Regions from separate parts of the Homo sapiens genome. Here region 1 is linked to region 2. A link is an interaction called in ENCODE POLR2A ChIA-PET data of the cell type or tissue named here. Cell type or tissue: MCF 10A. All regions are shown on one strand. Links, peaks and the distances in the headings refer to the core of each region. The heading gives the core; the rest is flanking DNA. Region 1 has its middle 8.5 kb from the start of LINC01354. Region 2 overlaps LOC107985365 (a long non-coding RNA gene).

The links. Peaks named below come from ENCODE experiments on the same cell type or tissue, not always from the same donor. Only the 100,000 strongest peaks of a DNase experiment are listed, where the experiment ranks them.
Region 1: POLR2A ChIA-PET joins it to region 2 with 5 read pairs; 2 of 35 experiments call an interaction of 5 or more read pairs at or near these places.

What each region holds. Positions count from the first base shown.
Region 1 is chr1:234,532,767-234,547,870 of GRCh38, forward strand. No RefSeq gene overlaps it. Among named protein-coding and RNA genes, the nearest start is that of LINC01354, 8.5 kb to the left of the region's middle. RefSeq lists a silencer at 3,017-3,311 and enhancers at 7,301-7,804, 9,178-9,678, 9,679-10,179. In MCF 10A, for the core only: no CTCF peak of the experiment used is centred there; DNase peaks (open chromatin) are centred at 7,475 and 9,025.
Region 2 is chr1:234,853,944-234,869,047 of GRCh38, forward strand. All of the region lies in intron 2 of LOC107985365 (a long non-coding RNA gene), which reads right to left. Among named protein-coding and RNA genes, the nearest start is that of LINC02971, 96 kb to the right of the region's middle. In MCF 10A, for the core only: no CTCF peak of the experiment used is centred there; no DNase peak of the experiment used is centred there.

The sequences.
Region 1 (15,104 bases), core at 7,350-11,349, 320 kb before region 2:
TCCCATTTTAGAAGTGAGGACACAAAGTTACAAGTGTCCAAGCCAGAACCTGATGCCAAATCCCATGACATTTCTGCCGTACTGGGCTCTGCCATGCCCTGGGAGGATGGCCACCTGCAAACACAACCTTTCTCCTAACAGAGAGAGAAACTGAGACGCAAGCTCGAGTAGCAACTTGATGGAATGGCACAGTGGGGACCACTAGCTCTTAGAATACGTCAATTTTGATTGGCTGAAATTGACAGGAGTATCTAAGACAAAAGATACTCCAGAAAATAAAGGGATCGGGGAGGGATGATGGAGAAGTGACCTTACGGTTATCATGAAAAGGGCTGTGTGTCAAGACAGCATTACACCTAGTGGGAATTGGAAGGATTTAGCTGTACTTTATGTCTCAGAATGTGCTAATGTGATTACCTCATATTAGCTATTATGTGTGCCCTATGAATAATGTCATCCCAGTGCTTCTGGAGAATAGGAGTGGAGCTGCAGGCCCTTCAAAACAATCCTAGGCAGAGTCTGAGTAATCCTGCACATCTGAATCACCAGCAAAAGACAAGTTTCAATTTGGATTCAGAAAATACATGATGCAAACCTTTCTCAGCCCTGGAAGGGAGGGAAGGCATGGGAAGAAGCAGGATTGGACTGGAAGGACTGGCTGTCTTTCCTGCGTGCTCTCCCTTTGACCTGCTTGGCACACCCTGCTTCCAAAATGGCCCATGTGGTTGACAGTCTGCAGGGATGTGAATAGAAACCCAAGACGTCGGGCTCGGTGCATCTCGAAGCAGGGCCGCAGTCTTAAGCACAAGACAGGCACATTCCGCTCACAGCATTTCTTTCTAGTCTGAGCAAAATCTTCCCACAAGGCCAAAATCCCAACGGCTGGACATGAACAGGGCGTATATGTTTTTCCCCTTCCAAGCTCTTTTGTTGCATTTTATTGTTTTTCCTACCTAGATATTAGGCTGTCTCCTTGATGCGAAACATCCTTCCTTTCTAGAATTTCCAGGAAGCACAATTGCCTCCCACATTTAGATTTAATGTAATTCAAACCAAAGTTTGAGGCTATTTCTCCTAATTCAGGAAAAGCTGTGAGCTTGGCAACCCAAATGGAAAAAGACAGAAAAAAAAAAGGATGGTAGTGGATTTGGGGGTGTTTTTCTCATTTTTGGTTGTGTGTGTGGCGTTTCATAAAGCGTATAGGAGAATTAAGCTCAAAAAGCAACTGCTTGGAGAGATAGAAACTCTTGTAATTCATGTTGTGCATAATGGATTTGGCAGGCCCAAGCACAGAAATTTCCAGAAGTGTTTGCGTGGCAGCAGTTCTTAGCCAATTCACATTTTTTAGCAGTTCTGGCCAGCTGCCCAGCCTGCAGAAAAAGTCTTGTATCTCCACAAGTTTGGCTGGCCTCACTGACGAGTTTCCAAACTGCATGGCAACATTGGATGAGCTGCTTTTCAAGTGCCAAAAAAACTCCTGCTACTTATATTGTTACTAAATACCAGATGTGCTTAATCAAGAGCGCGTGGGGCCAAACCTAGGGTAATCAAATAACCTATCATTAACATTTTCTAAAAACAAAAAATGCAATTGGAACACCAGATTACTGTTTTTCTTTGTTTGCTTTTACGCCCTATTACTGGAACCCCTAGGGTGATATGAACAGGACACGGGTGGGGAGGCCGGCTCTGAAGACGCTGTTTACAATCACAACCCTGCACATCTGAAATATGTGTGAGAAAGTCAAGGCCTGCACAGATTTCCTCTGGGCTCCTCACAAGGACCCTGGCCCCTGGCGACTCCCGCCCTTCAGGGGAGGGGCCCTGCAGGCAGAGGCTCACACCGCACTGAAAAACACTGGAAGTTTGAGGTGCACTGGAGTTTGACCTTGAAAGAGGGAAATGCAGAAAGAGACAGCAGGGCAGCTTTGGGGACTTGGCAAATTAGCAAATGTGCAAGAGTTGGAAGCTGCTGCTGCTGCTGCTGCTCGAAAAATACACAGAGATTCTGAAAGGCTGTAAGAGACAAGAGGATGCTGTGTGGCTTTGTTGGCGGCCCCAACTGGGCTCCGACTGGTAGATCTTGAAGTATTTCTTAATACAAAAATCTCCAATTCTATTTGGGTCCCTCTCATTGCTGTAATATAGATATTTTGTAAGTTTTCCGGGAATCCGATGGGAAAATAAATGTGGCTGGCAGATTCTCCCCCTTGCTCCATTCAAGGTCATTCCTGCTGTCTGGGCCTCCAGGGACCTGCTTCTCCAAACCTCTGTGCCTCCCACCTCTCTAATCCCCTCTCCCCCAGACTCACAGTTCTAAAGAGATGAAAAGGACATCTTTCTTACCCCAGGGTTGCTGGGTGACCCTGATAGATAATGTGTGTTGGGGTGATTCGAGAGCGAGAGGGAATATTGCAAAATGAAATTCTATAGAAGGAGATGGAACCTGCAATAAGAAATTTCAGAGTTAATGACTCTTCTGAAACTGTTTGTTATCTGCTTTAAGACAACCGTGTAAATAAAGGAATAAGAGACTCAACACTTCGAGAGTTGTTTTAAGAAACCTATTGCTAAAAATGTGTTATAATCCCACTGTACCTCGGATGCCATTGTGCCAAGCCAGACTCAGAGAGAGAAGATTTAGTGTTTCTCTGTTGCGTGGAGCCACTGGGGGGCTAAACTATGAGCTTGCTCTAATTAGCAAGGACATGCCTTGAAAATGTGTGATTTCAGCAGATGTGAATAGTAAAGTAATGCGGGGCTGGTATCTACCACATCTTTTGAACTTATCTTCCTAACTATAGTCATGGGTTTTACACATCGGATGCATTCCTGAAAAATCGGGTGTGAATCCGTATACAAAGTGGGATTATGTTTGAAATGTTCTGGGGATGCTCTGGACTTAGAGGAAACATGTATCAGTGAAAAAGTCACAGGGAAAGTCATACCCATCCCCGATTCCTCTTTGTTGGGTTTGGACGGGCCCTCAAGCCCTGGCGGAGGTTAGCATAAGCTGCCCCTCACTTTCACTGCTGGGCCATTGAAAGGAAAGGGCTGGTCCCCGAGAAGGGTCAAGGCAGGGCTATTTTGTTCTCCAGCAGCAAAGCAAAGAATGCTGGAGGAAACCACCCAAGCGACAAGCTCTGCAGAGGGCAACTGGAGGCTGAGTCTAAAAACAAAAGTGGAGGAGCCCATCTCCTTGGAGCTGTTTATATTACATAACTCAAATAAACACAGCAGTTCAGGAACAGTTCCCTTGGCGAGGGCCAGGACCATGAGAGGCCGACAAAGGGCGTCTCCTTCAGCCACCCTGGTCAGAAATGGCTTCTTTAAAACAACAATAATAACAATACACAGGGACTTGCCAGTCCAATTCAGCAGGGTGTCTTGAATACATCAGAGAGGAGTCGCTCTAATTAGGCCTTGTAAGGTCCCTTTATTTTCTCTAGCTAAGGAAATAAATCCTAATCAGAGAGCCCAGAAAGAAGCAAAACTGACACAGGAATGGCTATTCTCATGTGCAGAGTAGGGAAAGGAAGCCCTTCCAGTGGGTTTTCTCAGCACTCGAGAGCCGCTGTGAAGCTGGGCCAGTGCGACGACTGCTTCTTGGGCAATCGAGTAGTGGCTGGCTTTCTGTGACTTCAGCTCCTCTTCAGTTCAGAGCGATGCAGGGGCCGCCAGCCTTCTGGGAAGCATTGGGCAGTTTACATGGAGTCTGTGTGAAGAATAATAATTTAAAACAAACAAACAAACAAACAAACAAAAATGGTTACTAACTCAGTAAATGACCTCAGGCCTGCAGGCCCAAAGTCTGAACAAAATCAATCTTGAATTGAGAGCAAGGCAAGAACCTACTGAAACCTTTTTCATCAGTGCCCCTAAGTCTCCAGGGACAGCAACCCCTATCATATACCAGGGGCCGAGAATAGAAATAAAAATTGTGAACACAATCCTGAGCATGGGCTGATGGTACTAGCTGCCAACAACTGCCCCATTAGTAGGCTATGGGTACGTGCTAGGGAACATTTTCTCTACGAGGCTTGCATTTAAAAATATATCTTTCTTCAAAGCTGGCCCGGGGAGTGGATGGCGAGGAAGAAGCCTTCTTTCTCCGTGCTTATTGGGCGCTAATTCATCCTGTGATTTGCTGCGGATAGCTTACTTCTCTGAGCCTGCGTTTGCTGTGTGAGAATGACTGAGATCCTGTCTTTCAGCCAGTTAATGTTTTAGACAATTCCTGGATGAAAGCCACGCTCCAGAATTCGTCCCCCGCAGTGTGTTTCCTGGGTGCCCATGGGGCCAAGGAGGACAGAGGACGGTAGCTAAGGGTAACCCTCACTACTAAAGGCTCTCACCTCTTCTTCCTCCTTGGATGTGTCCCTGAAGACATTTGTCTCTTGGTTTCTTTATTCTCAAAAGGAGGACAATTCCTACCCGCTCCCTAAGAATGTTTAGGAGTAATAGCTAACAGAAGTTATTTAAAAGTACCTGGCAAATAACATTCAGGACCAGGTGCTGAATGATCCCCTTCCTCACACCACCCTACCTAATGCATTACCTATGTGCTCCCCTTTCAAATGCATTGCTGACAGACTGCCCTATGGGGTGTAAGGCTATTCTGTACAGAAGAGGTCTCTCGGGCTCCTCCAGAGAAGTTTGCTTTGCAGGAACCGCTGAAATCCTTACATGTCCAAACGCATGTTCTGGGTAGAAAAAAACAGGTGATGAGCTGTAAGGTAGAAGGCTGCCAGGATCCACCCATGGGCACCCAGGGTTTGGCACCCCTCTTTCCAGGGGGAAGCAAAAGTGAACCAATCAACACGACGAGGTCAAGTTCAAGTCTGCCTCAGTAAAACCCTGGGGACTTTCTTCTTGAAAAACAACTGGGACAGTGTGACAGCTGTTTAAGGATGCCAAAGAAAAGGGTCCCCGGGGAAACCTCCCCAAGGGCTACTCTGCTTGCAGGAGTCTGTGATAAGTGACAAAAAAAAGACAGACAGTGAGAATAGGGCAAGCCAGGCCCAGGTGAATGCTCTGATTAGCTAGTGATCGGAGTGCCACAAAGATGTAAGATCTAGCAGTGACGACAATCATGATAATAACTACATTGATTATTATGGTTGTCATTGAGGCCTGTTAAACAATAGACTGCCTTTTAGCTGTGGCCCCTCTAAGAACATTTTACCCAGAAAAGTGTACCACATTGCAATCCTCACAGCCCCTTCCGTGGCTTCATTTGGTATGCTTACAAATGAAACACAAATCAGGTTTTATGGTTGCTAGATACATATTTGCAACAACTTTAAAATCTGGTTCATGATGCAAGTTGTTCCTCACAGCAAATGCGTGGTGGGACGTCAGAACGACGACAAAGGTGGGAACAAAATCTCTGCCCAGAGATGTGACGTGTTGGAGGCGAAAACAGATTGCATTTGCATGGCAGCCACTGCCACTGAAACAGGCTGGAGAAATTCCTTTTATGGCAGGCACTGGACTTAGAACCCAAAGACCTGGATTTCATTATTGGCTCAGCCACCTCCCGGCAGTGTTAACTGGGGCAGGTTAGTTAACCTTTCAGAGACTCGATGGTCTCACCTGTAAACTGGAGCTCAGGATACCTAGCTGTCAGGGTGGTTAGGATGGTCAAAGGGCACCCCCAGGAGCATGATAAACATGAGCTGAAACAGCGAAGTCGGAATCTGTATACAGACATGACCTGTCGCCTCTCGGAGCATTAACCCTCCCAGTGAACTGGCAGGAGAGGTCTCCTGTCTTACTTCTCGGAGCAGAGGCACAGAGCTGGGAAGTCGGCCTGCCCACCTCCCCTGAGAGCTGGCAAGAGAGCCAGGAATGGGATGCACGCACATGCCGTTTGATCCAGAGCTCTTGCTACCAGGCGCATGGCCTCTTTAACAGCTCACCGGTTGTTGGATTTGCTTCCATTTTCTCCTGGGCCTAAATCGTTCCCCAGCTTCCAAGGGGCACTCCCTCTTTCACACTTGAGGGTACCACCCAGGGAACTGAAGGCTCGGAAAGAGTAGCAACAGGGAGTAACATGGGCACCAGGGAGAAGGAGGCTTGTTATATTCTTTCTAGATGAATCTCCAGGCTGCGGCAGTCCCGGGCGAGTCCCAGGCCTGCCGCAAAACCTGTCCGCCGTGGGACTGCCTCAACATGCTGTTTGGGAAGTCAAGATGTTCAGTGTAAACTTTGTTCTCCCTTCCCTTTCTTCGGGGATTCACAGAGGCAGCTCTTCCAGGGCCTTCCTCTCCAAGTCTTTCTGGTGCTGAAATCTGAGGTCACACACCCTGGAACACGACTTCTCTGTCAGAACAAGCCCGTGAAGCGGCTGTCCTATCCGAGAGGGCTGTGCAGCGGGTGGTGTTGGCCCTTGAGTTTGCCATGGTTTGGGTTTCTCAGTGGCACTATTTTTGGCAGATTTTTTTTTCCCTCGCTCTTTATCACAAGCCCGTCGGGGAAATGACAGCGGAATTGCAAGCTTGAATGGACTTGTTTGACAGGCCAACTTTCATCCTGAGCACTGCTGCTGACTTTTAAAAAGGAACTCTGAGAGGAGGATAGTAATTTCACACTAATTCCTTGCTGTAATTTGCTTTTGAGTATAAAATGTCGTGTTTCAATCACCCTAGCTGCGTGGTGTAAGGGAGAAGATGGGACACACGTGTGGTTAATGTGTTTGTAATAGACACACACAAAGACACCACTTTGCTCTGAAGCAACAACACAGGAAACACTCATCCACACTTCAAGGGAATCTCCACCAGGTACAAACAAGTGCATTCAAAGGAATTCATAATACATTGCCAGCTTTGGCAGAAACAGAGAGCTCCTTTAAACAGAAAATCTCACGCTTGACATCTCCATCATCCAAGCGTTTATGAGAATATCTTTATCCCCCAGGCTGCATTATGGAGAGGAATTGGGGTGGTTTTAGGCAAACCCCAAAAGTAGGAGGGTCTGAAACCCTGGATGGACTTAATGCATTGGGGGAACAGATCAGGTTCAGCTGAGGAAAGTGAAATTCATCTGGGAGAAGGGTAAGTTAATAGGTACTGGCCAAAAGGGAAATAGCCTCCACGCTGAAGAGAGCTGATGAGGCTGTGCTTGGAAAATCCCCTAAGAAAAAAACTACAGGGTCTCACAGAGAAGCCAGTGGTGAGGGCTTTGCCCAGTTTAGAAGCAGGAAGCAACAACTTTTTCTGATTTATTAATCTGCACATGGAAGCACCCTAATCCCATCCCTTCACCAACTCTCACCGCACTTAACTATCCTGGCCACACTGCCTGACATTTCATTTTTCTCCCGGGATGGCCGCTAATATTTCACATACTTAGTCTTGCTCTCACCTAGATTATAAATTCCTCGAGGTCAGGAGTCAAAATCCAGCCCCAGGCTCCTTCCCAGGACTCCGTAACTCCCTGGAGGATTGCAGAGCCCTTCACACATTGTTCGCAAGGCTTCTGAAACAATGGCAAGATTGCACAAGGGCCAGGAAGGGTATTTTTAGAACAGATCCAAGCTCTTTGGTGGGCCCTCAGGCTGTTTACCACCTAACCTGACCGCCTTTGGTGTCCTTCTGGCCCTGGCTCCATATGCCGTGTGCTCCAGCTGAGCAAAACTAAATGCTCTCATGCCTCCGTGTCTTTGCACGTGCTGTTCCCTCTGCCAGCTGCCCTTGCCCCTTCTTGCATCTGTGGACTGTCTTTCAGCTCTAGGCCGCCTTCTCTCTCCCCACGGAACTGCCAGCATCCCTTAGGCAGAGCTGATGGTGCCTCACTCTGTGGGTCCAGGGTGCTTTCTGGAGGCCTTAATGGGGAGGCAGGGCCAGCTGCCAGTCATCAGGTTGGTACAGCCATCGGGTTGGTACTGCCTGGTTGGCAGGCCTGTCTTTTCAGTTAGCCTGAGACTGCCTTGAGGCCAGGGCTACCTTCCTCCCTGTCTCTAAGTTCTTGGCCCCCAGCACAGTGCCTGGCACTCAGCAAATGTTTCTTGAATGAATGTGCTTCCCATGTTGGGCAGATCATGACGAAGGCAATAGCAGGGCCCAGTGTGTAATGCGAGGACAGCAAAAAGGGACCCTGCTTTGAGACCAGAGATGCTTCACAGGGAAGCCACATCTGGAGCCCTTCCTGATAAGCTGGGTCAACTGGGACCGCTCCTAGACAGGGTGTTTGAGGAGGTGGTGCTTGCTTTAGGCAGCCCCAGCCTCATTCTGAGAGCTTGTTCCACTTTGAGGATTTCTCTGTTTTCCATTTCCAAATCTTTATGCTATCCCTCAGTTACACTTGCTCAAAGGGTGATTGCTAGCAGTCTCCGAAGATAGGCTAAGAGGTGTGGGTAAGCGGCAGTGTGCTGGGGTTGGGGATGGGGGGACAGGGCATTGCCCGGGCTGTGTGGGAGGCAGGAGCGAGATGATGAAGATTCTGGACTCCAAGCTGGCCCCAGATGCCAGCCCACCTTGTGTGATACACTGAGAGTGCCTCAGTTTCCCTGCCTGTTAAACAGTAATGGCTCCTTCATTGAGTTGTTCTGAAAAATCAAGTTAGTACAAAGGAAGCACAGAAAGTGTGCCTGACACAGGCAATCTCTCACTGCATGCCAGCTCCTGGCATTTGGAATCTGAAGATGGAATCCAGTCTGACTTCCTTCACTCGCAAGTTGTCCAAGTCACCTCACCTCCCCATTCATGTTCTCATGTCTCTGAGATGAGGATAATAAGGCTGACCTTGCCGGGTGTTGGGAGAATCAGATAATCAGAGAGTGGAGTGAGTGCATTTTGCAAGCTACAAGGTGCCTTCCCAAGGGAAGCGTGAAGTCACCTGGGTGAAGGTATTGGGAAGTGAGGCCCTGTCACAGATCCTGCCCCACAAGAGCTACCCCTGTAAGGAATCAATGACTCGGTATTAACCATGCTTTTAATTTCTGTAAAGTGATGCATTGACATCCACCTAAGGCCCTATTTGCCAACCTAAGCCAATTGTGACTCACCCGTTGCAATGGTTAACTTTATGTGTCAAGTTGGCTGGGCTGTGCTGCCTGGATGTGTGGTCCAACATTATTCAGAATGTTTCTGTGGGAGTGTTTTTGAAAGAGATTAACATTTAAATCAGCAGGCTTTGAGCAAAGCAGGTGGCCCTCCATGTTGCAGGTGGGCCTCATCCAATCAACTGAAGGCTCCAGTAGAGCCAAGCCTGACCCTAGGAAGAGAATTCTGCCAGTGGACGGTCTTCTAACTTGAACTGCAACATCATCTCCCTGGGTCTCCAGCCTGCTGGAGATTTTGGACTTTTCAGCCTCCATAATAATGTGAGCCAATTCCTTAAAATGTCTCTCTCTCTCCCTCTCTTCACCCATCCCTCCGCTCCGCATGCTTCTATTGATTCTGTTTCTCTGGAGAACCCTGGCTAATATACCCGTAGACATCTGGAGTCCTCAGATAACTTTAAACTCTACACTCTGACAGTCACAGTAAAGGTGAATTTCGCAGGGGTGCCACTTGCAAACACAGCTAGCCGGTCCCGAGCCCGCACACCCTGCCTTGCTTTTCCTTCCCATGGAAACCACCCTAACAGCTCCTGCCACTGTCCCACTCTCCCTCTGGCTCCTGACCCACCCCGAGGGTGGCCCTGTGGTCCTGCACGCTGTGCCACTGTGGCCCTGCACGCTGTGCCACTGTGGCTCTGCATGCTGTGCTGTGTTCTCCCAGGCAACTGTGAGAATACTAAATCTTTCAACTTTCTCCATCTCTCTCCCGACCTCGCCTGGGCTTCCTGCACCTCCTCCAAGGTAATGTGATGAGACAGACTGTGATTGCAGCCCAGTGCCAGCGAAACTGTGGGCCAGCCCTGGCCCAGAGCTGGGCAAGTGAGTTATTTGTCCCTGTCACGTGGTGCTCTGCCAGCTGCGACGGTGCTATTCTATGTGAGATCTGGGGCTGATAGAAATGATGGCAAACTTCTTGAGCAGCTTAGGCTAAAAGAATTGGTCTTTGCATAAAACAGAAATTGTCATCATCATTATAAACACTATCCTGGCCCTCCAGAGAGCCCAGATGAGCTGTGTTCTTGGTGAGGACAAATGTCCTTCCAGAAGAGGGGTATTTATTGGCTCTTCAGGTCCCAGAGAAGTCCCAATCCCCCATGCAGGAAGGATTCCAGAAGCATCCATGTCTGAGGATAGGACCCTATCTCAGAGCAGAGCTCGCTCGCTGCACCTAGGGGAAGAGGAGGACAGTTGCTTTCCAGAAAAAAGTTAATTTACCCTGAGTGATTCATAAAGTTGCAGAATCACAGAATTACAGAACCTTAGAATTTCAGAGGCTGAAAGGGATCTAACAGGGCATCCGGGTCCAATACCCCTCATTTTAAGCAAGAAAAAAAAAATAATTCCAATTAAAATACAGCCCTCCACTCGTCTGCAGTTTCTATATAGAGCCCCAGATGAATGCTAATTAGAAGACTGGTTGGAAGAACAGCTTTTTCCTACAACCGGTGTTCATTTTGTGGGATTTCTCACTGTTGATTAATTAATGTAAGCATCCGTCCATTCACCTGTTTGTCTGTTCACCTGTCTATTCATTGCTGCATCCATTCCTCACCCCAGTAAAAAATTGAGGCAGTTACATCAAGAATACAGACATGGTTTGCTCTCCCTCCCTCCTCCTTCCTTTTTGTTTTTCTCTCCCATCCAGGATGAAGACGAGCTAGCTCTGCGCATGTGTGCGTGTGGGAGAAAGGCCAGTTGCAGTCAGTGTCACGGTGCTGTTTTTGAAACTCTGCAGGTCCCTCATAGGCCGGCTGATATCACCCATGCCAGGATTGCTTGGCCTTGACAGAGCCTGTGTTAGAAGGGACTATCATGAAGGTATCCAAGATACTAAAGGGCTGAAACAAGCCCCTCTCTTGTCTTCACAGTATCTTCCAGTGGCAGACAGGAGGCCACTGGATGAAGCTGAGGACAAATAAATGTCAATAAACCACCACTGGGAGCTGCTGCTCCCCCATTTCCCGTGGCCTGCAGGGGGTCACTGAGTTAAATGTTACAGCTGATTGTGAAAGGGACCTGGTGAATCCATGATCAATAATGACATTGGTTTTTACACGAGCTAAGATAAGGGTAATTAAATCTTGTGCTTCAGGCCATATAAACTGATCTCCACAGGAGGGCAAGAATTAATTTAATTCCACACACACAACCCCTTCCAACCCCTCTGACAGCTTTAGTATAATGGACTCAGTGCAGGATGGGGAAGATAGAGCACCAGGTATTAACCACCACACCTATCGGGAGCTTGAACTTGATGGGCCTCGTGGCTGATCCAGGGCAGCAAATCCAGAGCTGCTTACAGCTTCTCTCTGTGCTGGGTTTATTACATACAATCTGTACAGGGGCTGTTTCCACACTTAATGGCAGTCCTGAATCACTATCTATTTCCCATCCTTGCCTGCAAAACAGCAACCCAGAGCTAGTGCTATGCCGTCAATACCGGGCCCCATAAAGCCACTGCTGTATAGATTTGCCTTTTTGTGCATGTGCGTCTGATTCACGAGCACTTTGGCAGCCTTCCAGGCTTGAGGAGAGGAAAAAAACATCCTGAGCATCCCAACAGCCTCATTTTGATCTGTGATACTGAGCAACTCATTTCCACTTCACAGGCTCTGCTGAGCTGTGCCACAGAAAGACAAATCCCAGATGTGGCAGGGGTGGGAGGCGGTGGAGGGAGAGGGGCTGGCTGGAAGGAAGGAGGGTGCAGGAGAGGGAGGGAGGGAGGGAGGGCCAAGGGAAGGGAGGGAAGATGAAAGCAGAAAAGGGCCACATTTATTAAGCTGTTTTTCTTTTGGTGAAAAGAAGCATTTATCAGTGATTTCATATATCATGTGAGAGGTGGCTTCCTGCCAATTTCCAAGAATCCAAACAACCCGCTGACATCATATGCTAAATATAGCTCAGGCTTTGCTTTAGGTGAACAAATAATGCCGCTGGACAGGAATAGGTTCTCTTCAGTTACATGGTTATTATGATCGGCTGTCAGGCTTGTGTAATCAAAAGAATCATGTCCAGTTCCAAGGAGGAATGGTGCAAAGAACTCATCAAACAATTTCGGGAGATGACTGATGAACCCCCATTCCTCCTGCCTTCCCAGGTGGCCGGCTGAGCCTGGCTGCTGGAGGAAAGGTGGGCAACTCTGTTGTTGCAGGTCTTCAAAGCCCTGGTGTGTGTGTGTGTGTGTGTGTGTGTGTGTGTGTGTGTGTGTGTGTGCGTGCGCTGTATTTCCACCTCTGCCCTGCCCATCAGAAAAGGTGGCTGATCTCTCCAAGGGAAATGCGTAGAAGGAAGACAGACCTTCAAACTCACAGATATGGTGCAGGAGCTATTCATGAGGCTGGGGCAGGAGCGAGCGGGGTGGGGTTGGTGGCACAGATAGTTCAGGCAGTCTGTTTATTCTGCAAGCATTCAGGTAAGGGTGCTTGTCTGAAGGCAATCGGAGAGCCATCTTCCACGGCTCTTGGGCTCTGGTACTTTTGATTCTACCTCCCATAGCTTTTGTGTTGTGCGTGTCCTGTCCGGGACTGGTGCCTGTCATTCTGTCTGAAGCCACCTGAAAGATTAAGATTCGTAATGAGACCTCTCCCTCCTCTGCCAGCACTCTCCTTCTCCCTGCCCACTCCCCCAGGCTCACACTGGGGAGACAGGGAGCTTGGGATGGGTTTGTAAGTATTTGGAGGAAGGGGCAGCAGTAAGGAGAAGAGAAGGACGAGAAAATTAGTGAGGGAGATAAGGAGCCGGTGCATCAAAATAGCTGCTGGAAGGTGTTGTATCCCTTCGAACATCTGCATGATTTCCCTTCTCAGTCAGGGATACAATAGAGGTTGTTACTATGGAAACTGGTGTAAAAGCAGCACAGAGAAAGGAGAGGGCTGGATATAAAGAGGAAAGAGTAAAAGGCATATACCACTTTTAAATCATCAAAGAGGAATACTATAGCACTTCCCACCTCCAAGAGGAGGAAATAAGTCACTGAGCCCAGGGAGGGTTGAATACTATGATCATGGGAGGGGTCAGAGACTATCGGACACCACCATCCTTTCCCCTGGAAGCCTGTGTGTTGAATCTGTCCACTGCTGTAAGATCGTTAGCCAGAAAAGAACGTCCAGGCAGTTGAGGGTGGTCAGCTTCATGGTAGATGGCATGCTTGGCTCTGCTCGGCCACGGCCTTTGGGAATGGCCTTGGAGGGAGCAGGCCATTTTTCTGTGTCACGGTTTCATCACCTGCCTTCCTCAGAGGAATGACGAAGCACCTTGCTCAAGAAAGAAATGCTAGTGCCATTCAAGGCAAAGAAAGGACAGAGCTTCATGTGCTCTGTGTGCAGAGGGAAAAAATGTGAGCAATTCCAGCTGGTGTCCTCAGCATCATACCCAAGAGGGGCCACGGACCAGGCAGAGGCCAAAGTCTGTGCGTACCTAGCCAGTTTCACTTTGTTTCAGTGTGGGTATTAGTGGGATGAAATCATTTGCTCAGGCTGAGGAGAGTTTTGACAAGTCATTGGTGTTTCATGCAGACTCATACACGCAATCCTGTAGACCAGTCTGTCCGATAGAAATATGACGCGAGCCACGATGCAATTTATTTATTTATTATTATTTCTATAGAGACAGGGTTTCACTTTGTCACCTAGGCTGGAGTGCAGTGAGGCAATCATAGCTCACTGAAGCCTTGAACTCCTGGGCTTTAGCGATCCTCCCACCTCAGCCTCCCATGTAGCTGGGACTACAGGTGTGAGACATCACACCCAGCTAATTTTTAAATTTTTTGTAGAGATGGCTGGTCTCAAAATCCTGGCCTCAAGCGATCTTTCCACCTCGGCCTCCCAAAGCACTGGGATTACAGGCGTGAACCACCTCACCTGACCCACTATGGAATTTACAATATCCTAGTAGTCACATCCAAAAAGTAAAGAAACAGGTTAAATAAACTTTAATATAATTTCTCTGTCATGTTATTTAACCCTGGTATATCCAAAATATGATCATTTCAACAAAATTAATTCAGAGATTATTGATGAGATATTTTATACCCTTTCATACTGAATCTTTGAAATCTGGATTTATTATTATGTGTGTTATGTGTATGAGAGAGAGAGAGGGAAAGAGAGAGAGAGAGAGATAGAAAGAAAGAGGGAGGGAAGGAAGGAGGGAGGAAGGGAGGGCCAAGGAAAGGGAGGGAAAATGGAAAGAAGGAAGGAAGGAAGGAAACAGGTCTCTGGCTCAGGCACTAACTCTAACTACGTGCCTTGCATCACTGTGGGAGCGATAATAACACACACTCACTCTTTGAACAGATGGTCAGCCTCGAGTACCTCCCTTTACCATTGAACAGTGACCCCTCATCCTCCAACCACAATCCATGGCCGCTGGAATCAGACAAACCCAGCTGAAACCACAGCTCTCTTTCTGAGTGCCTCTCTCTGAGGGAGTTTCTTAACCTTTCTGAGTTTTCCTCAGCTGTGAGATGGGAATCCTATTTTACAATTGAAGGTAGGTCCCTCAATTGTTTTGGGGATGGAATAAGAGAATGCCTAAGACCAGGTCTAGCACTGATAAGGGAAGCTCCTTCCTGTCCCTTATCCCAGCTCTAGTTTGCCAGTCTTCCGCTGAGCACCTAATCTTCTCCAGGCCTCTGTGAGTGAACAAACTAGAATTGTACATTTTTCATGTACTCAGAAAGCCGCTTGAGTAGAAAGGAGACTTCAAGGACTAAGATTGAGTTTGTTTCACTAATTCACTCCAGGCTGATCACTGGATGTTTCCCCAATTCAGAGAGATACTAATATGCAGCCATTCAGAAAGAGTCCTTTTGATGACCATGGGTTACATGGTAAGATGTTTAGAGAAGAAAATTAAAATATGTCCTTCCTTATAAATAAGATCTAGCATTTGGTAGCACAGTAGGGTGACTGTAGTTAACAATAATTTATTGTATATTTTAAAGTGGAATTGAAATGTTCCTAGCACGAAGAAATGATAGGTGACGGATACCCCAATTACCCTGATGTGATTATTACACATCGTATGCCTATATGAA
Region 2 (15,104 bases), core at 5,418-9,417:
TACACAGTATTTTTAGTAGAGATGGGGTTGCACCATGTTGGCTAGGCTGGTCTCAAACTCCTATCCTCAAGTGATCCGCCGCCTTGGCCTCCCAAAATGCTGGGATTACAGGGGTGAGCCACTGTGCCTACCCCTACAAATTAAGTTTCTGATAAGATGACTTGACAAAATTCTTATAGAACTCCTAGGGGTCATCAACTTCGTAAGTTATTCCAAAACAGAGACAAATGCTTTACTGCAATGGACAGTGTACATGGTTTGAAGAGAGTAGCTGGTGGTTAGTATCCTCTTTACTCATATGTGAACTCCTGAGCTGTCCACACAACAGAATAAGCAGACATTTCATTTGAAATCTCAAGTCTTCTGATACTTGTCTCAAAAGAGGGAAGCCGGTGACCTTAAGAACTTCCCAAATGCTGTGGTTGCCTCCCTTACCAGACTCCCTTAGACTGCTTGAGGCCGAGGTAGGAGACAGGGTTGGACTGCTCTGTAAGCACACCCACACATCCTTTCTGCCCCAGAAGCTTCACGACTCATTGCAGAGTACATCCCTATAATTCACAGTAGATCACAGAATCTCAGTTAGAGCCAAGGCTCTACCCAAGCCAAGACTTCATTAACCACTTCAAACCAAACAGAAGAAAACAGGCTTCCAGAGAGCAGAGAGGTTGGTTTTACTTAATCAAGCACATATTGACTGACCTTCTTCTCAGCCCTAACTGTGCAAGGCATCTGAGGATACTAAAATATCTAAGACACAACCCTGCCTTCAAGGAGCTCACAGGTTCAGCTAACTGAGGCAGGAAGGCCCAATCCTCTTTGACTGGGGCAAGACTTGATGGTTGGATGACCTGTGCATGACAAGTGACCTGTAAATGAGGAACACATTTAGTGGTGACTGGGCTCCAAGGCAGCCCCAAGCCCCCACTCCACCAGTGACACAGCTGAGGGTGCCACTAGGAATAACAGATCCAGTTCATCTCAACACATTACTCACAAACGAACTTAAGAACCCAGCTCTATTGATAGGTGGGGGCTTGAGTCACAAATGGGTTCCCACCTGACTTTTCCTGGCCAAGACTTGAGCAGGAGGATGCTTTAAATCAGCAAAGCTTCAAGTCTTCTGTGAGGATGCTTCCAAGGCTCAGCAAGGGGCCCGTGGGGAGAACAACAGGACTCACTGAGTGGCAGTTCTATTAAGTGGAACAGTCTTGTTCAAAAGAACATTTGGGGTTTCATTTGACTCTCACCCAGAATAAGATCCAAGTGCTTATCACTGTGACGTGGCACTAAGAGGCACTGTTCCCATTTTGTAAAAGTGATTTTTTTTCCCACTTGATTTGCTTCACAAAGGCTGGTGTTGTCACTATTTTGAGGTGGGTAAATTGTGGCAAATGCCATTTGCGGTCTCCTCTCTGCAGGAACTCTATTACTCTCGGACACCAATGGAGTCCCTCGGGGGCACTCTTGTCCCCGAGAGTACTTTCAGCGAATTCTCTGTGCATTGCTCATCAACCAGTGTTCAGGCTGGTCCCCCCACAGCCATTTCTGTGTCTTGCTCACCTATCTCAGAGGACTGGGAGAGGACCCCTGCCCAACCTTGCAGATGGGAGCGCCATCTCTGCGGCTGAAATGGTAAGAGCCAATACCTGGCTGAGACACTTCAGAATAAGGAATCTCTGCCTTCTCAAATTCAACTTATTCCTCACATACCATAACGCACATCAGCATTGCAGAAAGCGTAAAGAGGATTCCACAGTTCTCAGATGTCTTCATTTGTATTCTAGCTACCCATCTACGGAAGTTATTTACCACTGAAGAATTTGTTTAGTGAGACCCCAGAATGTCATGTTTTCCTTTGTATTTGTCGGGATTGTCCAGAGAAACAAAACCAATAGTATGGATAGAGAAAGAGAGTGAAATTTATTTTAGGGAATTGGCTCAATTAATTGTGGAGGTTGGTGAGTTTGAAATGTGCAAGCCAGGCTGCAGGCTAGAGTCCCAGGGAAGAATGGATGCTGCAGTCTCAAGTCTGAAGGCCATCTGGAGGTAGAATTCCCTCTTCCTTGGGGGAGATCAGTTTTTTCTCTTAAGGCCTTAGACTGATTGGACGAGGCCCACCCACACTACAGAGGGCCATCTGCTTTAGTCAAAGTCTACTGATTTGAATGTTAATGTTATCTTTAAAAACACCTTCACGGCAACATCTACAGTAGTGTTTAACTGAACAACTGGGCACCATAGCCCAGCGGAATGGACACACACACAACTACCCATCACATCCCTGTAGTATTTGTTTGTAATCCTTGTAACTAAGTGAGTTCAATGTACTTGTAAAGAGGGCTGAAGACTAAGTGAGGTACAGGTCCTTATAAGGCAAAACCTTCAAAACATAAGCTTCTCAGAGATTGTAAGCTACTAGAGGGAAGGGACCATGAACCACGCTGGATTGGATTTTGAACCACACTGCCAAGCCAAGGGCACAGCACTAGATACTTCCAGAATAATAAGTGCACCATGGACTCTGAATCCAGATGATCTGGGCTCCCACTCCAGCTCTGCAACAGGCTGGATGTGTGATCTTAGTCCAGTTATGTCATCGATATGTGCTTTAGTTTTGTCATCTGAAAATAGGAATACTGAAGTGGGACCATTGCTGTGAAGATTAAATAAGTTACTATTTGTAAAATGCTTAGACCACTGAATAAAAGTCTTCCCGCTGATGAGCAACAGATTACACATTGCGTTAGCACTGCTCATTTTGTTGCCTTACTTTCCCCAAAAGTTTAAGGCTGTTCCCGTGGAGGAAAGATCAAGGCCTGTTAGGAGGTTCTTGCATCCCTTGGTCCATGACAAGAGTCCAAGAATACAAAGGATGAAGGCTCAGGTCTGAACACAGCTGCCCATCCACAGGCAGCCCAGTCATTGACTACAAAATGCAGCCCTCCTGCCATGGAATTCTGCCCAGGATGTGAGATCTTCACAAGCTGTAACTGCTCACAATCACCAGGGAGAGCAGAGCGCAGTGTTTTTCCAGAATTTGCCTTTATCTTTGCAAGAAATGTGGAATAAATGACCTCTTCTCTCTAGATAGTCCTTTTTTCCTATCTCTAAAGTTGAGTTTTCTCAAGTTTGGTATCAGGCCTAGTGCACTGAGCACTTCCTATAAAAGCCGATTATTTAATTCAGTATTATGTTTGTTGTCATGGTGATAAGAATGATGTCTTGGCTTCAGCCATCAATGTTAGACGCAGTCCAATTTGGAAGCCAGAATAGGACAAGGAGGATAGTAATGATGATGCTAATAACAATGTTCTAGGCCAGGCATGGTGGTTTATTCCTATAATCCCAGCGTTTTCGGAGGCTAAGGTGGAAGGATCGCTTGAGGGCTGAAGTTCGAGACCAGCTTGGGTAACATAGTGAGACCTCATCGCTACAAAAAATTGAAAAAATTAGCCAGGTATGCCTGTAGTACCAGCTACTCAGTAGGCTGAACTAGGAGAATCTCTTGAGCCCAGGAGATTGAAGCTGCAGCAAGCTATGATCACGCCATGGCACGCCAGACTGGGCAACAGAGTAGAACCCTTTCTCTTAAAAAAGAGAAAAAGTTCTTATTCCTAGGATTTTTTAAAATCTTGGAGTAAGATCACAGAAGCACCAAGGACTATTCATCATTAAGTGCAAAAGAAAAGTCAGTCTGGAAGAGAATATAATGAGCTCAAGTACCTTTACAATCCATCAGCTTGGTTGAAGTAATTCCTGAGTTTCTAATTCTTATCAAAGACACTGCTGAGTAACTGGTACGGTTGGTTGGGGAACCCTTTTGTCAGGGTCTGGAGGGAGTAGGGAGAGGGTGGCTGGCAGCATTTTTCCCCATTGTAGTTCCTGAGAGAAATGTCAGCTTCACTCCACTGCAGAGCCTTCCAGCCTGAAGCTGGCTGTGGCAATCGGTTGGAGAGGACCAGAGCTTGGCTGGGAGCTGCCATTGCCATCTCCCAGCCCTGAGTCCCCTCTGAGCCTTCAGCACCTGATACTGCTCCTCAGTGGGTTGGGACCCCTCCAATCCACTAGGCAAAGTGGGGGCTATAGTATGAGCGGGGGTTGGGGTAGGGGTAGGAGTGGGGAGGTGCTGCAAATTCAAAACCCATCTCTGGGGCTGAGAAACATAGAATAGACCTGTCTGGGAACACAGACTCTTTCCAAGTAGAATCCTTTCTTCAAAGCATAGCTCAATGGGAAACCCATACACAACGCGGAGCTGCTTTCATTCAAGCAAGAAGAAGGAGGTGTCCAGAGCTCCACTACCTCCATCCTCCTCCTCCCTGGACCCTACAGCAGCTAATTCCCAGCCAAGTTGCCTTCAGAAAGTTAATTGCCCTCCTGAGCCTTCATTTCTTCATCCATAAAAGCAGAGAGAATGATTTCGAGGCATGCCTTGAGGACATACAGACTGCACCAAGCATAACGCATGGGTGCGCAGTAACAGCTCCCTCCTTCCTCTTATTTGTAGTAGACGAAGACGAAGAAGAAAATAAACTTTGTTCCCTAAAAGAGCCCCAAGTCGCAGAAGAACCCCAAATCCTTGGTTGGATAAACCATACTGGTGGCACTAAAGGTGTTAGGGTGCTGGGGCTGCACCTGCCCATTCTGCCTTTGACTGATCCCAGAGACAGAGCAGAATGGGCTCACTGTTTCTCACTGGGCTCTTGAAGGCCACCTGTGAATTCCATTTTTCTTTCCATCTCCAAAGGAACAGATGAGTGCTAGATCTCCATTTCTTTCCCTCATGCTCTAAGAGAGGAAACAGCTGGGGGCTTTGCTCTGATGAGTTCTGAGGGGTGGTCAAAGCTGAGGACCCATGGCCCTCAGTGGCCAGTGCCCCCCTGCACTGCTCCTTTCTGAAGCTGCAGGTTTTGTAGCCAGTGAGAACCCTGCTTCCCACTGAATTTAGGCCTTTGGCATTTCACTTCTGTGCTCTAGGACCTGAAGGAATCCAACCACAGATGAGCTCATCACAAATTCTTTTGCAGGTAACTGCTTGTGCTCTCACACATCTTTATTCTTGGTGCAGAATGAGTTCCTGAAATTATGTTACATCCCTCAAATTCCACCATGTTGAAGGATCCCTAATTCTCAAGAAGCACACTCTTAAGCATCCCACCCCAATTATGGTTTTCCTAAAATCTATTTGGGACTGCCTTCTTCTAATTTCTAAAATACTCATTTTGGGTACTTACCCAAATAACATTTGTATTCTTTACATTAATTAGGCTTTCTGAAAAAAGTAGCATGGGACTGGTGCAATGGCTCATGCCTGTAATCCCAGCACTTGGGGAGCCCGAGGCGGGAGGATCATCTGAGGTCAGGAGTTCGAGACCAGCCTGACCAATATGGCGGAACCCCGTCTCTACTAAAAATACAAAAATTAGCCAGGCGTGGTGGTGTGCCCCTGTAGTCCCAGCTACTCAGAAGGCTGAGGCAGGAGAATCACATGAACCCGGCAGGCGGAGGTTGCAGTGAGCTGAGATCACACCATTGCACTCCAGCCTGGGCAACAGAGCCAGACTCCATCTCAAAAAAAAAAAAAAGGTAGCATGGTACACACTAACGTAATAGATAACAACAGTATTATGTACAAGTATCAACCAGGCAGAGGATAGAGTGAGAAAAATGGTGTATCCTTCAAGAGTTGTTTGGGTTTTTTTACAACAGCAACACAAAAAATACCTTCAAATAAACTTACTAACATGCATGCAAAATGCCTAAGAGAGAAACTAACCTTTAAAAATGCAAAGGAACAATAGAACCAATGGGAACACATACTACCTTCTAAGAGAGAAAGATTCATTACCACATCACTTCTCCTAAAAAGAATTTATAAATTTTATGTGACCTCAATACAAATAATCTTTTTCAAAAAAAACCTAGATAAGCTGACTCTAAAGTTCATATGGAAAAATGAAACAAGCAAGAATAGCCAGGCAGTCTAAGCAGGATGTGCAGAGGGTGTCCATGTCCTCTGCTTCACCATTTGACGTCAGAGGACCAAAAACCCCACCCTTGGATTGTGCTAACCCCACTGCCATGTCTTGAACATGGGTCCCCTAGAGAGGCATGAAGCTCAATTGCACACACGCATGTTTCTCCTTTCATAAATGTTCATGACTCCTCCTCCAGCTTATTGAATATGTATATTTGACAACCCCATTTAATATAAATATCTGTCTTATTCTTCTGACTCTCAAAGTTTCTGTTTCTGGTTTCTGGCCAGAGACTATGCTTCCCAACCTGTCAGAATGGCCACCCTGCAGGCTGCAGCCCTTTATGTGAAATAAAGCTCTCCATTCCAAATTTAAAAAAAAAATAGCCAGGTAAAGAATAGAAAAAGAAAGGAAAAGCAAAAACAGCAAGAAACAAAACGAAAAGGAATGAGAAAAAATAGCTCTATCACATTTCAAAGTGTATTGTAAAGTCTCAGTAATGAAAACAGCATAGTACTGGCCAACGGACAGACATCCCAAACAATGGAATAAACTAGAAAATGCAGAAATAGACCCAATTATAATCAGAGATTCTGTAAATTATGAAGGTGATATCTCTAACCACTAGAGGAATGGTATTACTAAACGATATCAGAACAACTGGAAAAGAGTTAAGTTCAATCCATGCCTCACATTTTTCCCCAGAGTCAAATCCAAATGGATTAAAGATACAAACTCTTTTTTTTTTTTTTGAGATGGAGTTTTGCTCTTGTTGCCCAGGCTGGAGTGCAATGGTGCAGTCTCAGCTCACTGCAACCTCCACCTCCTGGGTTCAAGCAATTCTCCTGCCTCAGCCTCCTGAGTAGCTGGGATTACAGGCACATGCCACCACATCCAGTTAATTTTGTATTTTTAGTAGAGATGGGGTTTCTCCATGTTAGTCAGGCTGGTCTCCACCTCCCAACCTCAGGTGATCCACCTGCCTTGGCCTCCCAAAGTGCTAGGATTACAGGCATGGGCCACCATACCTGGCCACCTGGCCAAGATACAAACTCTTGAAAAATGAAAACTCCAGCCTGGGCAACATGTATCTCTACAAGAAGTACAAAAATTAACCAGGCATGGTGACACGTGCCTGTAATTTCAGCTACCCAGGAGGCTGAGGCAGGAGGATCACCTGAGCCCTAGGAAGTCAAGGCTGCAGTAAGCCAAGACTGTGCTACTGCCCTCCAGCCTGGGTGACAGAGCAAGATCTTGTCTCAAAAAATAGAAAAAGGAAAAGGAAAAGAAAAGAAAAGAAGCCATAGAAGAACTAGAAGAAAATATCGGCAAATTCCTTTAGAACTTTGGAGAATAGAAGGCCTTTCTTTTATCCAGAATTCATACAAAAAAAAGATTACTATATTATACCACCTAATTTTTAAAAAACTTAGACATCCACAAAACATAAGCAAAATTAAAAGACAAACAATAATGTGGAGTGACTCATATCCCAGAGAGCCAATCTTTCCTTAACACACAAATAGCTACTAGGCATGGTTAAGGAAAAAGACCAAAGTGAACAAGACAGTTTTTCTTTAGATGGGCAAAGGAGATGAAGAGGAAGCTCATAGAAAAGGAGATGCAAATGGGTCTTGAAAGAATGGAATTAAAGTGAGTGCTCCATCTCACTTTAATAAGAGAATCACAAATTGAAACTACAATGAAATGCCTGCATGGCAAGGCTATGGAGAAAGAGAGACTCTCATTCTTTACTAGTGGCAGTGCATAGTGTACACTCTGTTGAAGACGTCTGAAAACCCTTACCAAAATTATAAATATGTTTACCCTTTATCTCAATAATGCCACTTGCCTTAATTTATTCTACCAGTATACCTACATGTATAGGAAGCATCCTGGGTAGCATGGTTCGTAGTAGCAAAAGATTGGAAGCAAATCAAATGTCTGTAATAGAAACCAGTTAGATAAATTTACGATGTGTCCATAACTAGGAAACTATTAAGCTGTAAAAAATGAATGAGGACGTTCTTTATGTACTGATTTGAAAGATGTCCAAGATATATACACAGGTAAGTGAAAAGAGCAAAGTCCAAACCAGTTTGCACAGAATGCTAACTTCTGTCAGCCTTGCCACATGGGTATTTTATTATAGTTTTAATTTGCATGTCTCTGAACCTAAGTGAGATTGAGTATTTTTTCATTCTCTCAAAGGCCGCTGCAGTTCCTTTCTGTGAAAGGGGGAAAGAAAAAGAAAAAATATATATGTACAAAGTTATACACACACATTTGTTTGTATATCATAAAGACACCCAAGAAATTAATATAAGTGGTTACTTGGGTTGGGGTTAATGGGAGCAAGGGTAGAAGTCATGGTTTTTATAGTTTTGATTTGTGAACCAAGAAAATGAATTATCTGTTCAAAAAGTAAACGTGAACGAAACAAGTCTTTCCCTACCAGTTCCTCAGGCTCTTGCTAAACCTATCATTTTCACATTTGCCAAATATTTCTCCCAGATCCAAATGTGACCCCGGAGGGATGGGGCAGGGTCAAGAATGAAGGGGCAGCCAGGGATGGCCCATGAGACCCACAGGGATCTCTCACGTGGATGGATGTCCTGCATGTTTTTAAAAGATGAGGTCAACAGGTGGGCAGCTGTTTTTCAAGAGGGGCCACTACCTGCTTTGGAACCAAACTGGCCACTGAGTCAGGACCTCTAGGCAAACCAAATTCATTAATAAGACAGTAGGCTCATGAGACCAGAGGGGAAAGAGAAGCCTTCCAAGCCCAGAACATTCCCCCTCCAGCCCTCAGTGCTACAGATGGGTCCAGCCTGATCTGACCTCCCTGTCGTATTTTGAGCTTTTCCCAGGATTCCAAATGGACAACTGCTCTATTGTTTCATTCCTTTATCTGCATTGGGAGGGCAGCCCTCCCCCTCGGGCTTTAAACGTTTTTCCAGCCTCAGGGGTCTCTGGCCACAGCTTTGCTTTACCTTCCTCTGCGGAAAAGCAAAAGCTGGCCAAGGCGCTACAAGATGAGACAGGCACATCTGCCACACATGGAAAGAAGAAAGCAAACTGGAGTTTCCAAAGCCGCCGGTCCCCGCAGGCCTGAGCGCTTGCAGCTTCTGCCTTTGATTCCTCTGATTTTATGAGCTCAGAGCACAACATGTTGGAAGTGAGCAGAGCAGCTGCCCAGGAAAGAATGCACCGGTTCCACGGTTGAGGACTCCAAGGGAAAGCACTGAGCGGCGTGGGGCACAGGCAGGGAGAGAGACGCCAATCCTCCACAAAACATCCGGTTCCCACCAGCCTGGGCTCTAGCCAAGTGAACTAGCTGAGTCGGTCTGGGGAGGTTCCAGTTCCTGGCCTTTTGTCATCGACTGGGGACAATGCATTTGCTATGATTGATGGAGGCCACAGATTTCATCCCCAGCCCCAGCCTGGGCTGCAGGATCCAAGTGAGCACTGGCCTACTGGGGGCTCAAGGCCACAACACTGACCACCAGGGAGGGCTCTGGGAGACAAGAGGCTGGAGGCTGGACTCTACTCCCCTGGGCATCATGCAGAGCCCTTGCCCTCTGTGCCCTGTCCCCTTCCAACCCCTCTGCCCAAGAGAAAGCTCAGAGTCCTTCCACATCCAGAAACACAGGACTGGTTTCTACAAGTCCATTTTTTTCCCCCATAATTAAGGACTGCAGAAGGAAAGATGATTCGGATCTGGCTCGCAAGCTCAATGACTGAGAAAAGGACGCCAGGTTCCCTGGTACTAGTGACTCATACGCTTTTCAGGAGCGTCAAGACACTGTGATACATTTCTCCTGCTCTCCACAAAACTGCTCAAGGGATGAGGGACTCCCATCAGCCAAGGCAAATATACCATTGCTGTCTAAAGTAGCCAGATCACACACACAGAGAGGTCCTGGAAATGCCATTGAGAATAGGACCTTCCTTCACCCAGCCCATTTGGCAGTCCATGGCAGGGAAGCAGCAGAATTGCAGCCTCCGCAGGACTTTTAGGAGCCTGATCCACAGACTAGAGAAATGTACCTCTCCAGGAAAAAAACAGTATAGTCCTCTCATCTCCTGAGACTCCCATCCCAGCCACCTGGCTGGGAATAAACAACTCCTGTGACAAGCAACTCATTGCCTCTCTGAGACCTGGGTGTGCCACTGAGATCCATGACATCCTTCTCCAGGCAGAGCTGACGTGTGTCTCTCTGTAAGTCCCTCCCACTCACTTCATACCTTGGACCCCTAGATGGATCCCTGTGGCAAGAAAAGACCCACTGGTGACTTGCAGAAGTGGGATGTGCTGTGAGCCTCCCCTGCCAAATGCTGCACTTGCTTGCATGAGTTGGAAGTCCCCATCAATCTCTTCATCCACGCCCATTCTTCCACTCCAGTGTTCCTATTTCTTTCTGAAAGTGTGAGCTCCAGAAAACAGTGCAGGCTGGGCAAGGGGCTCACACCTGTAATCCCAGCACTTTAGGAGGCCAAAGCAGCAGGATCAGTTGAGGCCAGGAGTTCAAGACCAGCCTGGGCAACACGATGGGACCCCATCTCTAAATAAATGATTAGCTGGGCATAGCGGCACATTCCTGTAATCCAAGCTACTTAGGAGGCTGAGTCAGGAGGATCACCCCCTCAGGAGTTTGGGGCTGTAGTAAACCATGATCATGCCACTGCTCTCCAGCCTGGGCAACAAAGCAAGATCCTATCTCTATAAAAATAAATAAGCCAGGCATGGTGGCTCACGTCTGTAATCCCAGCACTTTGGGAGGCCCAGGAGGGCGGATCACCTGAGGTCAGAAGTTCGAGACCAGCCCGACCAACATGGTGAAACCCCAACTCTACTAAAAATACAAAATTAGCCGGGCGTGGTGGCACATGCCTGTAGTCCCAGCTACTCGGGAGGCTAAGGCAGGAGAATCACTTGAACCCAGGAGGTGGAGGTTGCAGTGAGCCGAGATCGCACCATTGCATTCCACCCTGGGCAACAAGAGTGAAACTCGTTTCAAAAATAAAATAAAATAAAAAGAAAGAAACAAACAAACAAACACACACACACACACACACACACACACACACAGCACAACCTCTGCCCCACGTCTCTCTGAGCAGCGTGATGGAGGATGCAAGACCAAGTCCCCCTCAGTCACCAAACAATTCAGTGCCTGCTCCATGCCAGGCTCACTATACCCTCCTAACAGTCTTTCTAGCATGGTGGGACTCTGCTGTTTCTGATGGACAAAATATATCAGCCCCATCTTCTCTGGTTTGAAACCCTGGAACTCATGGCCCCTCATAAGTGACTGTGAGACCAGGCTCTGTGTGTCAAGCTGAACTCTCATAGCTGATGGAATGAGCACAGGAGTGAAGCCCCAGGAGGAGGAGGAGGTGAGTAGCTGCAGGCCAGGGCTCAGGCAGCCCGTGGGCTAATGTGTGCCCTCCTGCTGATCTGCTGCATGGCTTTACCAGGCTTAGAAAAAAGCATCCAAGGTTCCTTCAGTGATCCAGATAGTAGAAACACCAGGTCTCAAATGCCTCAGTGCAGCTGCATGTCGCCAGAAGCAGTACTGGGAGGCTCGGTGGATAGGACTCAACATTAGCTGGAAACACAGGCAAGTCAGACTGAGAATCCAGACTGAGTCAGAAGTCCCTGTGTCCTTGCCATGGGTGTATCAGTTATCAGTGGCTGTGTAACAAATTAGCCCAAAACTTAGCACTCAAAATGTGAGCATTTCTTATGTCATAGTCTTTGTGGGTCAGGAATCTGGGAGTGACTTCACTGGATGGTTCTGGCACAGGCTATAGTTCGGATGTCAGCCAAGGCTACTGTCACCTGAAGGCATGACTGGGGTTGGAAGATCTGCTTCTGAGATGTCCCCATGGTCACACAGCCTACAAGTCAATGCTGACTGTTGGGGACCATTAGCCCTCGCTGCATGGGCCTGTTTGTATGGTTTCTTCAATGTCCTCATGAGGTGGCGCTAGCATCCCCCAGAGTAAGTGTTCCAAGAGAACAAGGAGGGAAGCACCGTTTCTTCTTCTTATTATTATTTTTTTCTTTTTTTGAGATGGAGTTTCGCTCTTTTGCCCAGGCTGGAGTGAAGTGGCATGATCTTGCCTCACTGCAACCTCTGTCATCCAGGTTCAAGCAATTCTCCTGCCTCACCCTCCCGAGTAGCCGGACTTATAGGCACTCACCACCACGCCTGGCTAATTTTCATAGTTTTAGTAGAGACAGGGTTTCACCATGTTGGCCAGGCTGGTCTCAAACTGCTAACCTCAAGTGTTCCACACGCCTCGGCCTCCCAAAGTGCTGGAATAAGGTGTGAGTCACCTCACCCAGCCAGAAGCACCACTTCTTCTATAACCCAGCCTCAGAGGTCATAGTCGGTCATCTCTAGAATATCCTATTGGTCACACAGTCAGCCCTATTCAGCGTGGGAAGAGACTACACAAGAGCATGGGTGTCAGCAGGCAAGACTATCTGAGTTCATCTCAGAGGTTGCCTGCCACAATGGCGAGTTCTATCAGGAGGACGTCCCTGAGCTACAGCTGACGTTTGTGTCACCAAAAACCATGGGGCGTCTACACATCTGCACTTCCATATCTCTATGGGTTTGTTTTTTTAACTGCACCATTATCACGTGTGTGTCAAGGGACACATCGGCCTGTTCAGCAGAGGGGCGGAGACTTCTGACTCATTCAGGAATAATGGGGCCAATGCTCGATTCTGCAATAGAGCAAGTAACACCACAAAGAGGGGATAAAAGGCACATCCAGCCCGTCCTCACCTGCATCCTCAGCGGAGGGCCTGTTGAGGTGCTTGTGCTTAATACAGAGATGGTGGCCAATTGTCAGAGGGGAAGGACAATTTAGGGTGCAATGCTGGTTACTTTTACACATATTGTCTTCAACACAATCCCTGGATCTCTGTCAAGGCACAGGGAGCATTGAAAGAAATAGCAAGAGGCTGGGCGGGGTGGCTCACGCCTGTAATCCCAACACTTTGGGAGGCCGAGGTGGGTGGATCACCTGAGGTCAGGAGTTCGAGACCAGCCTGGCCAACATGGTGAAACCCTGTCTCTACTAAAAATACAAAAATTAGCAGGGTGTGGTGGCAGACGCCTGTAGTCCCAGCTACTTGGGAGGCTGAGACAGGAGAATTGCTTGAACCCAGTAGGCTGATGTTCTAGTGAGCCAAGATCGCTCCACTGCACTCCAGCCTGGGTGACAGAGTGAGACTCCGTCTTACAAAAAAAAAAAAAAAAAAAATAGCATGAGTGAAATTTGGAATTGTAACCCTGAAGGAAGAATAAGAATTGAGTGGGGAAAGACATTGTATTTGGTAGCGGGTTGTGAGCTATTATACTTGGGGCACAGCTGTCATACTTGCCCCCTTCCTTCATCAGATGGGGTTGGAGGCTGGACGAGATGAGGTCAGCAACACGAAGACAGGAAGAGAGACCTCAGTGTGGCGGTGGCTAATCTCGAGGTCACATCAAAGTCAGCCTACACCAGCAAGACAGGAGCCCAAAGGCAGAGTAGAGAGTCAGGCAGCATGGCAGTGAGTTCCTGAGTCACGGCCACCATGGAAAACCATATGCCACCAGGGAGAATCTCTGCATGTTCCCAGGACCCATTCCTGCCAGGGAGAGAGAGGGCTTGGCTCCCAGAAGTTATGTAGGTAGAACTTCGAGCCAGAGCCTGCTATTTTTGGGATCCACTGCCCTCGGCTGAACATAAACAACTGGAAGAGCCGAGGAAGCACCAGGCATCATGGCCCTGTGTGCAAGTCAGACCTGGAAGCGGCAGCAGAAAGTCAATAGGAGCCACTTCACTTTCCCCATCTGCAATAGCAGAAAAGGTTAAAACCAGCCAGGTTTCCATGCAAGAGATGCCAGTGTCCCCACAACCAGCAAGGTGGGCTATGTAGATTTTGCTAAACAGCTCAAAGAGTTACACAAAATTCTCCACACTAGTCAAGTTAAAATTTTAATTTTAGCCTGTTGTCCCAGCTACTCAGGAGGCTGAGGCAGGAGAATGGCATGAACCTGGGAGGTGGAGCTTGCAGTAAGCCGAGATCGCACCACCGCACTCCAGCCTGGGCGACAGAGCGAGACTCCGTCTAAAAAAAAAAAAAAAAAAATTTAATTTTAATCCACTCGGATTTTAAAATAGCATATCACGATGGAAAAAGCCTTGAACTTGGAGTGTAAGGGGCCTGGGTTGAAGTTCCATTCTAGCTGTGTGAATCGGTCACATTTCTGGACTTCAAATGTCTTGACTGTATAAACAAGATAATAATAACTAGCTTATGTGGGAATATACCTGTCAGTCATCTGCAATCCAAAAAGTTTTTAATAATCATTAGCTATTTTGATTGCACTGGGCTTTTAGGAGCATGGGAGGCCCACAACCCACACATGATGGGGCTGCAATGCCCCACGATTGGGATCTCTGGTCTAATATGAAGGGACTCAGAGGTCACCTAGCTTTGGTGAAGGGGCTCATGAGCTAAGGGCAGCACAAAAATTGCCCAAGTACGACCTAGCCTCAGTGCCCCTTCACAGATGGGGAATCTGGGGCCAGGTTGTTCAAACTTTTCCAGCCTGCATCTCTTTATCACTGCATTCCTGGTTCGGGCTCCAGAAGGCAGCTTAGTGAGTTGAAGAACTGGACTTCTTAACTGCCAGAAGTGCTGGTATTTTCCCCATTCAAGAAGACACTATCTGGTCAGAGGCAGTGGCTCATGCCTGTAATCCCAATACTTTGGGAGGCCGAGGCAGGCAGATCACCTGAGGTCAAGAGTTTGAGCCCGGCCTGGTCAACATGGTGAAACCTCGTCTCTACTAAAAATACAAAAATTAGCCAGGCATGGTGGTGAGCACCTGTAATCCCAGCTACTTGGGAGGCTGAAGCAGGAGAACCACTTGAACCCAGGAGGCAGAGTTTGCAAAAGAAGAAGAAGAGGAAGAGGAAGAAGAAGAGGAAGAAGACACTGAGTCTCTGCTAAATGCAATGAGGAAAGGAAAGGAAAGGAAAGGAGGAAAGGAAAGGAAGAAAGAGAGAGAAAGAGACAGAAGGAAGGCAGACAAGGAAGGAAGGAAGGAA